Regions from separate parts of the Homo sapiens genome. Here region 1 is linked to region 2. Evidence: chromatin contacts called from ENCODE Hi-C or POLR2A ChIA-PET data. All regions are on one chromosome and are shown on one strand. Each heading gives the region's core, a stretch centred on a gene start or an enhancer-like site at or near the end of the contact. The rest is flanking DNA. Distances are from core to core; before and after follow the strand shown.

What was found. A loop is a pair of places that touch in the nucleus more often than their neighbours do. ChIA-PET counts read pairs that join two places held with the same protein, here RNA polymerase II (POLR2A).
Region 1: a map of gastrocnemius medialis shows a loop between it and region 2 (2.6-fold over the local background). The contact joins the enhancer-like site here to the promoter of SIRT2 in region 2. A Hi-C loop is called at or near these places in 1 of 168 maps with a recorded cell type or tissue (gastrocnemius medialis). POLR2A ChIA-PET finds 5 or more read pairs at or near these places in 1 of 52 experiments (common myeloid progenitor, CD34-positive).

Annotation. Positions count from the first base shown.
Region 1 is chr19:38,171,765-38,175,879 of GRCh38, forward strand. All of the region lies in intron 15 of SIPA1L3 (signal induced proliferation associated 1 like 3), which reads left to right. Among named protein-coding and RNA genes, the nearest start is that of SNORD152, 11 kb to the left of the region's middle. RefSeq lists an enhancer at 3,727-4,115. Within about 2 kb of position 1,592, at least 9 of the 41 ENCODE cell types and tissues checked have a DNase peak (open chromatin) inside an H3K27ac peak, as active enhancers do; they include gastrocnemius medialis, where a contact is called at or near this core.
Region 2 is chr19:38,897,094-38,901,165 of GRCh38, forward strand. SIRT2 (sirtuin 2) reads right to left here and starts at 2,525. Exons shown (of 16, transcript NM_012237.4): 1 at 2,413-2,525; 2 at 1,286-1,332. The coding sequence starts at 2,428. It overlaps NFKBIB (NFKB inhibitor beta), which reads left to right and starts at 2,876. Exons shown (of 6, transcript NM_002503.5): 1 at 2,876-3,118. The coding sequence starts at 2,940.

The sequences.
Region 1 (4,115 bases), core at 342-2,841, 730 kb before region 2:
GAGGATCACTTGAGCCTGGAAGTTCGAGACAGCAGTGTGCTGTGATTGCACCACTGCACTCCATCCTGGGTAACTGATTGACACCCTGTTGATCAATCAATCACTCCATCCTGGGTGACAGAGCAAGGCCCTGGAGGTAGGTAGGTAGGTAGGCAGGTAGGGCAGCCAATGGGAGGTTGGGGAAATCAGCAGTGGCCAGAACATTCAGGGCCCTACCAGCTCCATTATGGAGTTTGGATCTCATCTTAAGAGCAGCCAGGGTAATGCGGGTGGATTTGTGTTCCAAAATATGGTGCTGGCAGCGAGACAGGAGGCAAAGTCTCTGAGGGGGCTGAGGCTTGGATCTGCATGGGAGGACGTGGGCCTGAGCTGGAGGACAAAGCAACTGTGGATGTGGCAGCAGGCGGCATTGCCAGGAAGTAAGCTGGGAGGGAGATGCAGGCCCAGGGCAGAGCCAGCAAGCCATGTGAGAGTCCAGGGTGGCTGCCACGTGTCTGGAGGCTGCCGTGGCCTGGGAGCACCTGAGGTGCTTGTGAGAAGAGGAGGCAGAGTGGGGCAGCCAGCGGGGACTGATTCTTCCAGTCACTGACCTTTGCAGCCCCTACTCTGTGCCAGGTGTCGCAGCATCCTTCCCTTATGGAGCTGTCATTCTCCTGGAGACAGGACAAGACAGACAGACAGCCGAACCACCGTGGAGTGTGCCAGGAGGTGATAAGTGCTGGGGAGGAAAGGCAAAAACAGCGGGTCTCTGGGAAGGCTTCTCAGGAGGTGATGCGTTGTAGGAAGCCAGGGTGAGATCCAGGCAGTGGAAACAGTAGATGACTAGACCCTGAGGGTGAACTTACTCTCAATGCTCCAGAAATGGTCAGGTGGCCAGAGGGGCTGAAGCAGGTGGGATGGGGGGAGAGTGGCAGGAGGTCAGCATAGTGAGGTGGCAGGAGCCTGGTTCTAGCGGGCATATTGACCAAAGTCAGATGCTGGGATTTGGTTCCAAGGGACATGGGAGCCATGGGAGGCATTTGAGCACATCATCTGACTTAATGTTTTTAAAAAGATTACTGTGGGCTGGACGTAGTGGCTCACACCTGTAATCCCAGCACTTTGGGAGGCTAAGGCAGGTGGATCACTTGAGCCCAGGAGTTCAAGACCAGCCTGAGCAACATGGCAAAACCCCATGTCTACAAAAAATTAGCTGGGTGTGGTGGCACACGCATGTTGTCCCAGCTACTTGGGAGGCTGAGGTTGGAGGATTGCTTGACCCCGGGAAGTGGAGGCTGCAGTGAGCCGAGATCACATCACTGCACTCAGCCTGGGTGACAAAGTAAGACCTTATCTCAAAAAATGATAATAATAAAATGTAAAAATGAAAAAATAGAAAAGATCACTGTGGGCTACTCTGGAGAGGACGGACTATCTTGGGCAGGGGGAGGATGGTGGTCAGCATTCAAAGGCTGCCAGGAGAGGGATGGGTCCTGACACGCCCAAGCGGGGAGCCCCCTACCCTCCCTTCCCCGGGCTGCGGCCCTTGCCGTGGAAGCAGGTGCAGCCTGTAGCAGCTTGTGCCCATCGATGACCTCACAGATGCTCCCTCCAGACATTCGTCATGGGAGCCCAGCTGCCAGGCATGCTGCCAGGCGCCAGTGCCTGCCATGGGCACCGCAGTGGGCTGAGTGATCCTGGGCGGGCAGCCACCTGGCCCTCGCCCTCTCCTGAGGCAGCACGCACTCCAGAGCTTTCTGGGCTTCCAGAGCAATTTGTCAGAGCTGTTAGGAGCAGTCATAGGCTCTCGGCTCCACATGGAGCTGACGCAGCCGGGCGTTCCCAGGCAGGCAGGAAGCACGTGGCCTTGCTTCCCCAGGCTGCGCCAGGAGTCCCTGGGATGCCCTTCTGGGGACACAGCCCTGAAAGGTAATCTGAGGGCCTGAAGATCCACCGGGGCCCACCCTGCCTGTGAGTGTTGGGAGGCTGGGGTCACCTGAGACAGAGACCTCCTCGGAGAGTCACAGCTTGGGAAGAGGAAGCGAGGCCGTCTCCTGGAACTCAAGGGAGTGCGGAAGCCAGGCAGAGATCTGCAGGGCGGGGAGCAGTGCAAAGGTCCCAAGGTAGCAGTGTTTCTGATGTGTTTGAGGAACAGCTTCCGCATGGCTGGAGCAGAGTGAAGGAGAGGGAGTGTGGAGGAGCTGGGGGCAGAGAAGAGAGGGGGGCAGATGGGGGGCCCTGTCGGGAGGGCTCTGGGTCTTACCCAGAGTGAGGTGGAACCCTGAGAGAGTCCTGATCTGATTCACATGTTCCCAGGATCTCTCTGGCTGTGTGCTGAGGCTGGGGAAGGATGCAGGAGGAAGAGGGAGCCAGGAGGAGGCCGCTCTGACAATACAGGTGGCAGTGGTTGGTGGAGGTAGCGAGCAGTGGCTTGATTGGTATCTCTGTTGAATCTCTTGCCTAGACCCTCTCTGTGTCTGCTTCCTGAAGACCCGTCGCTTCTGCCCCACAGGCCACAGGGGCAATGTGGCTGCTTACGGCTCCTACACTGGAGCACAATTCCAGCCGCATGCAGGGATGAATTGGTTCTCCAGCCCATGACACACGTCAGGGAGAGAAAGCAAGATTGGTCCAGGGTGAAGGCCAAGTGGCTGGGGGCCCTCGGGGTATGTGGGTGAGCAGTGTGACTTCAGGGCTCTTCCTCTGACTGCCTATGTCTACATCACAGCTCCACCTCTTACCCCAACTGCGTGATCTCTCTCAGGCCCCTTAGGTGCTCTGAGGCTCAATGTCCTCATCTGTAAAATGGGGGTAATAGGATCTGTCAACCAGACACGGTGGCTCGCCTCTCATCCCAGCACTTTGGGAGGCCGAGGCGGGCGGATCACCTGAGGTCAGGAGTTTGAGACCAGCCTGGCCAACATGATGAAACCCCGCCTCTACTAAAAATACAAAAATTAGCCAGGTGTGGTGGCGGGTGCCAGTAGTCCCAGAGACTCGAGAGGCTGAGGCGAGAGAATCACTTGATTGCAGTGAGCTGAGATGGCACCACTGGACTCCAGCCTGGGTGACAGAACTAGACTCTTTCTCAAAAAAAAAAAAAAGGATCCTCCATCTAAAGTTGTGAGGGCGAACTGAGACCATGAGTTTAAAGCACTTATCACAGGACTGGAGACATAGCTGGGCTCAAGTGTATCAGCTGCTGCTGTGTTTTATTCTCATGTATTATGTATTGATATTTATCGTTAACAGTTGTTGTCACTGGGAGTACAGAATGGTGGTTAAAATATCGTCTCTCAAACCAGACTACCTATGTCTACATCCTGGCTCTTATCCCCCACTAGCTACATCATTTCGGGCAAGTTATTTCATCTCCCTGGGCCTCAGTTTCCCCCACCTGGAACATGGAGGTGGTGGTAGTTCCTGTCTCGGGGTTGCTACGGCGGCTAAGTGAGGTGACGCCTATAAGATGCTTAGAACAAGGCCAGGCAGCTTCCACAGGCTCAGAGTGGTCAGCACTGTCACTGCCACCTACTGTGCCACTGCTCCTCCTGGAGGCAGGGACCACAGCTCGCTCCCTGAGAGCCTGTCACCCACCCAGGACCACCCATTGGTCCCCTTCAGAGTCCCCAGGCTGAACAGACCAAAAGCATTGCACACACTTATGCAGCTGGTATGATTTCTCTACCCAGCCTCTGGTTTTTCAGCTTTTTTTGGAAGCATAAATCCTTTGACTCCAACAAAATGTTAAATGCTCCCCTAAGATGTCAAGCAGGTTAATGCATAGCTCTCTGGTTGAAGGTGAGGATGGAAGCACAGAGCACGTTGCCTGCCCCTCCCCCGCTACCACCAGTGCTGTCTGAGCCCAGAGCCCAGGGACCCACCACCTCCCTGGCACCTGCAGCTCCGCGGTTCCTCCTCAGGACTCAGTGCTGAGCACTTAGCACATAGGATCTCGTGAGGCAGGTGCTGTCATTGCCTCATTTCTCAGAGGAGGAAACTGAGGCTCACTGAGGGGAATAGACCCCACGCAAGTTGGCCACTGTGTTGATGGGAGCCAGGATTGGAACTGGGTCAGGTGGACAGCAAAGCCCACACTATGCTGCCCCAGTTTTCAAGTTGATATTGAGACTTCA
Region 2 (4,072 bases), core at 1,275-3,774:
CAACTCTGCCTCAGATTCTGCATCTGTAAAATGGCCGTGATAGGCGTTTCTCTTCACAGGGATGCCAGGAAGATGAAATTGAGATGAGGCACGTTTGGCACTAAACAGTGGGCCCAGCTTTAGTAAGCCGTCAGTAAATGCTAACCACGACTATAACAAGCTGACCACCACCAGCCACCCAATTATGGAACACATCACACCCCTTCATGCCCCCCAGGTCTTTGCACAAGCGATACCTGTTGTGTGGATCACCATTTCTCACCTTGTCTAAGAAAATTCTAAGTCACTCTTCACTTATGCTGTGTCTGTATCTTGGTCTGACAGCTAGACCAGCCTGTGGATTCCTCCAGGGAATGGCCTGGCTAGAATCTTCTTTGACCCAGAAAATTTTCTCTGTGCTCCCACAGTACCCTGAGTTTCTTTACTTTTCTTCCTTTTTTTTTTTTTGAGACCGTGTTTTGCTCTGTCGCCCCGGTTGGGGTGCAGTGGCACAGTCAAGGCACACTACGGCCTTAACCTCCTGGGCTTAAGCAATCCTCCCCCAACTCAGCCTCCTGAGTAGCTGGCAATGCAGGCATGCACCACTACACATGGCTAATTTTTAAATATTTTGTAGAGGTGGGGGCCTCCCTATGTTGCCAAGACTGGTCTGGAACTCCTGGGCTCAAGCGATCCTCCTACCTCAGCCTCCCAAAGTACTGGGATTACAAGCATGAGCCACTGTGTCTGGCCCTGAGTTACTTTCTTTCTTTTTTACTTTTTAGAGAAAGGGTCTTGCTCTTTCACCCCGGCTGGAGTGCAGTGATGCAATCATAGCTCACTGCAGCCTCAAACTCCTGGGCTCAAGCGATCCTCGCGCCTCAGTCTCCTGAGTTATTGGAATTACAGGCATAAGCCACTGCATCTGGCCCCCTGAGTTACTTTCGTCATCACGCTGTGAGATCATTTTTTCCCATCACTTGTCCACGAGATCTGTGCGTTCCAAGACCAAATGGGATACCTGTCTCTTCCAGTCCCAGGACAAATGTGGTTCAGAAGGGATGGCAGGCAGTGGCAAGGAAGAAGGAAAGTTTGGGAGGACAGGCCTGGACTTGAGGCTGGAAACTCTTCTCTGACAATCCCCAGAATCTGCCTTTCCCCAGAAAGCTGCACTGGGTGGTGTGAGGGATTGGGGCAATGAGCCGAGGGCCCTGGGGTGACTGTTTCCCCTTTGCCACCTCCCCCCAGTGTGGGATGTGGAACAAGTCCGTCTCTCTCCTCCCCTCCACCCTTTCCCCCATCTCACCTGAGCCTCCTGCACCTTCCCTGCCTGGGTCTCCAGAGGGTGAGAGGCTGGGGGAGGGGAGCAGAGGTGGTTACAGTGGGGAGAACGATTAAGGGGGGAATAAAGGGGTTCAAATGGTCAGTGAGGGGGCAAGAACACCCACCAACCTAGTTACACTGGGATGGGATGGTGGTAAAAATGGAGCAGAGGGAGGGAGGGGACGGAGAAAAGATCTTATCTACATGCAAAGTGATGCCGGGAGAGGTGATTAGTGAGGGGCAGAGAGGCTGGAGAGGAAGATTTAGGGGGACAGGGAGAAAGTAGGGGCTTTTGCCCAGGCTGGTCTTGAACTCCTGGGCTCAAGCGATCCAACCACCTTGGCCTCCCAAAGTACTGGGATTACAAGCATGAGCCATTGTTTCTGGCCCTGACTTACTTTCTTTCTTTTTTACTTTTTAGAGAAAGGGTCTCGCTCATGTCACCCAGGTTGGAGTGCAATAGTGCGATCATAGCTCACTGCAGCCTCAAATTCCTGGGCTCAAGCGATCCTCCTCCTCCTACCTAGGGGATTCAGGGCATGAAGGAACACTCAGGAGGAGTTAGGAAGGACACGACAGTGTGTGAGTGTGTGTGCGGGGAGGGTTAGATTTACAAGGCAGAGGGAAGTTTAGAAAGGAAAAGAGAAGGGAAGAGACGCTTTGGCTGGGAGGCAGGTTTAGGAGGGAGGTGCAGTGGTGCAGTGGAGGCGGTAGGTTTAGGAGAGGCGCGGAACAAGGGGAAGCCATAGGAGGGGTCAGCAGGGGTCCCTCAGCATCCTCTGGTTGCCTCTAACAATCAGGTACCCATAGCAAGCGGGACCGGGGCAACTTATGTTCTTTGCAGCGAGGGACCTTAGCAACCAAGGTGCGAGAAACACGCGATCATTGGCAACTTGGCAAGTGGATGTGGTAAACGAACCCTGAACACACTGCGACCCAGAAACCCACCAGCCTAGCGATACAGATCGCTAAGCAACAGCCCTCAGAATCCCACTCCCCGAAGCGCTCCCTACTTCCCGCCCCACCGCGGCCACCCTTGGGCCCCGGGGCCTGCAGCATTCAGCCAGGCCCCGGCGCGGCCCGACCCTCCTACCCGGATCCCCGACTCACGGTCTGGCTCTGCCATGGGCGCGGTGCTGAAGCCCTTGAGGCTGTCACCGACCGCTCTGTCCCGTCACCAACCACTGTGTCCCGTCACCGACTGCTCTGTCCTGTCACCGACTGCTCTGTCCCGTGACGGCACCAGAAATGGGAGTGGCCGTGATAGGGCACAGAACTACAACTCTCAGCAGACATTGCGGCCGCAGACGCGCTTTCGTACAACACCCAGAGCGCCCCAGTTAGGTAAGAAAGCGCGCGAGGACCGGACTACGAGTCCCAGAAGGCGTGGCGTCAGCAGCCATGTTGGTAAAGGGCGCCCGGAAAATGTGGGAACGGCTAGAGAGTTGTAGTCCTCCCGAATACTCTGATTGGTCAGGATGCAGTACGAGGGCGGGGTGTGAGCGATTCAGCATATTATCATTGGGTGAATCAGGGGGCGTGGTGGGGAATTTCCCGCAGGGCGGAAGCTCCAGAACTCCCGGCAAAGCCCAGCTACAGGCGGGCGACTGCGGGGGGCCCCTGAGGCGGCGGGGGCCATGGCTGGGGTCGCGTGCTTGGGAAAAGCTGCCGACGCAGATGAATGGTGCGACAGCGGCCTGGGCTCCCTGGGTCCGGACGCAGCGGCCCCCGGAGGACCTGGGTTGGGCGCGGAGTTGGGCCCGGGGCTGTCGTGGGCTCCCCTCGTCTTCGGCTACGTCACTGAGGATGGGGACACGTGAGTGAACCTTAGGCTGCCAAACGGAGCCCTAGGACCCGGCGTCACATTCCTCATTAATCTCTGATCCCTGAGGCTTCCTAACCTCATACTCCTAAATCTGACTTCCGATGCTGAACTTCCTGACCTCTAACCCCCGAGTCCTAACTTTTAACAAAACCAATCTTCTATCTAGCTATGATCCTAACCCAATCATTTCTTACCTTCTTTTCTTGAACTATGATTCTCAGCTCCTGGAATCCACATTGTATCCACTGATACCCAAACCTGACTCCAGTCCTGAGACTTCTGTTAGAACTGTGGCTTCTCCTGACTTCTAACCTCCAAATATGATCTTTGATTCTTAGTTCCCGATTTGAGCCCTAGAGTTTGATTTCCGAAATTAATACTTGGTCCCTGACTCTAAGATCCTGTCTTCTGAGCAGTGTTCTTCAAATCTTAAATTCAAAGAGAGAGAATGTAAGCTCTTCTATGTTGAATTCCTAATTAAAGTAAAAAAATAGGAAAATTAAAAAAAAGAATGTTAGCTCCATGAGACCAAGGATTCATCTGTTAAACAAATATTCTTTACACATTACCACGTTCCAGGCTCCGTTTAGGTGCTAGTGATAAAGGCAGTGAAGAAAACAAACAAAAACTTAAGCCCTTGTGGAGCATACATTTTAGTGGAGCTAAATAAACAGATTGATAAGACCACAAGGAAGGAAAGAAATGGAAAGACAGGAAGAAACAAAGAAAGACACGCAGAAAGAAAGAAACATAGAAAGTAAGAAAAGGAAATAAAGTCAGAGGTAGTTAAGTACTTTGGAGAAAAATAAAGCAGGAAAATGAGGCAATAGATAAACAAGATAAGAGCATTTCAAGGAGAAGGAACTGCAGTTGCAAAGGCCCAGATGAGGGATTGTACTGGGTTTTTTGTCTGTTGTGTTTACTGCTGTATGCCCAGTGATGCAA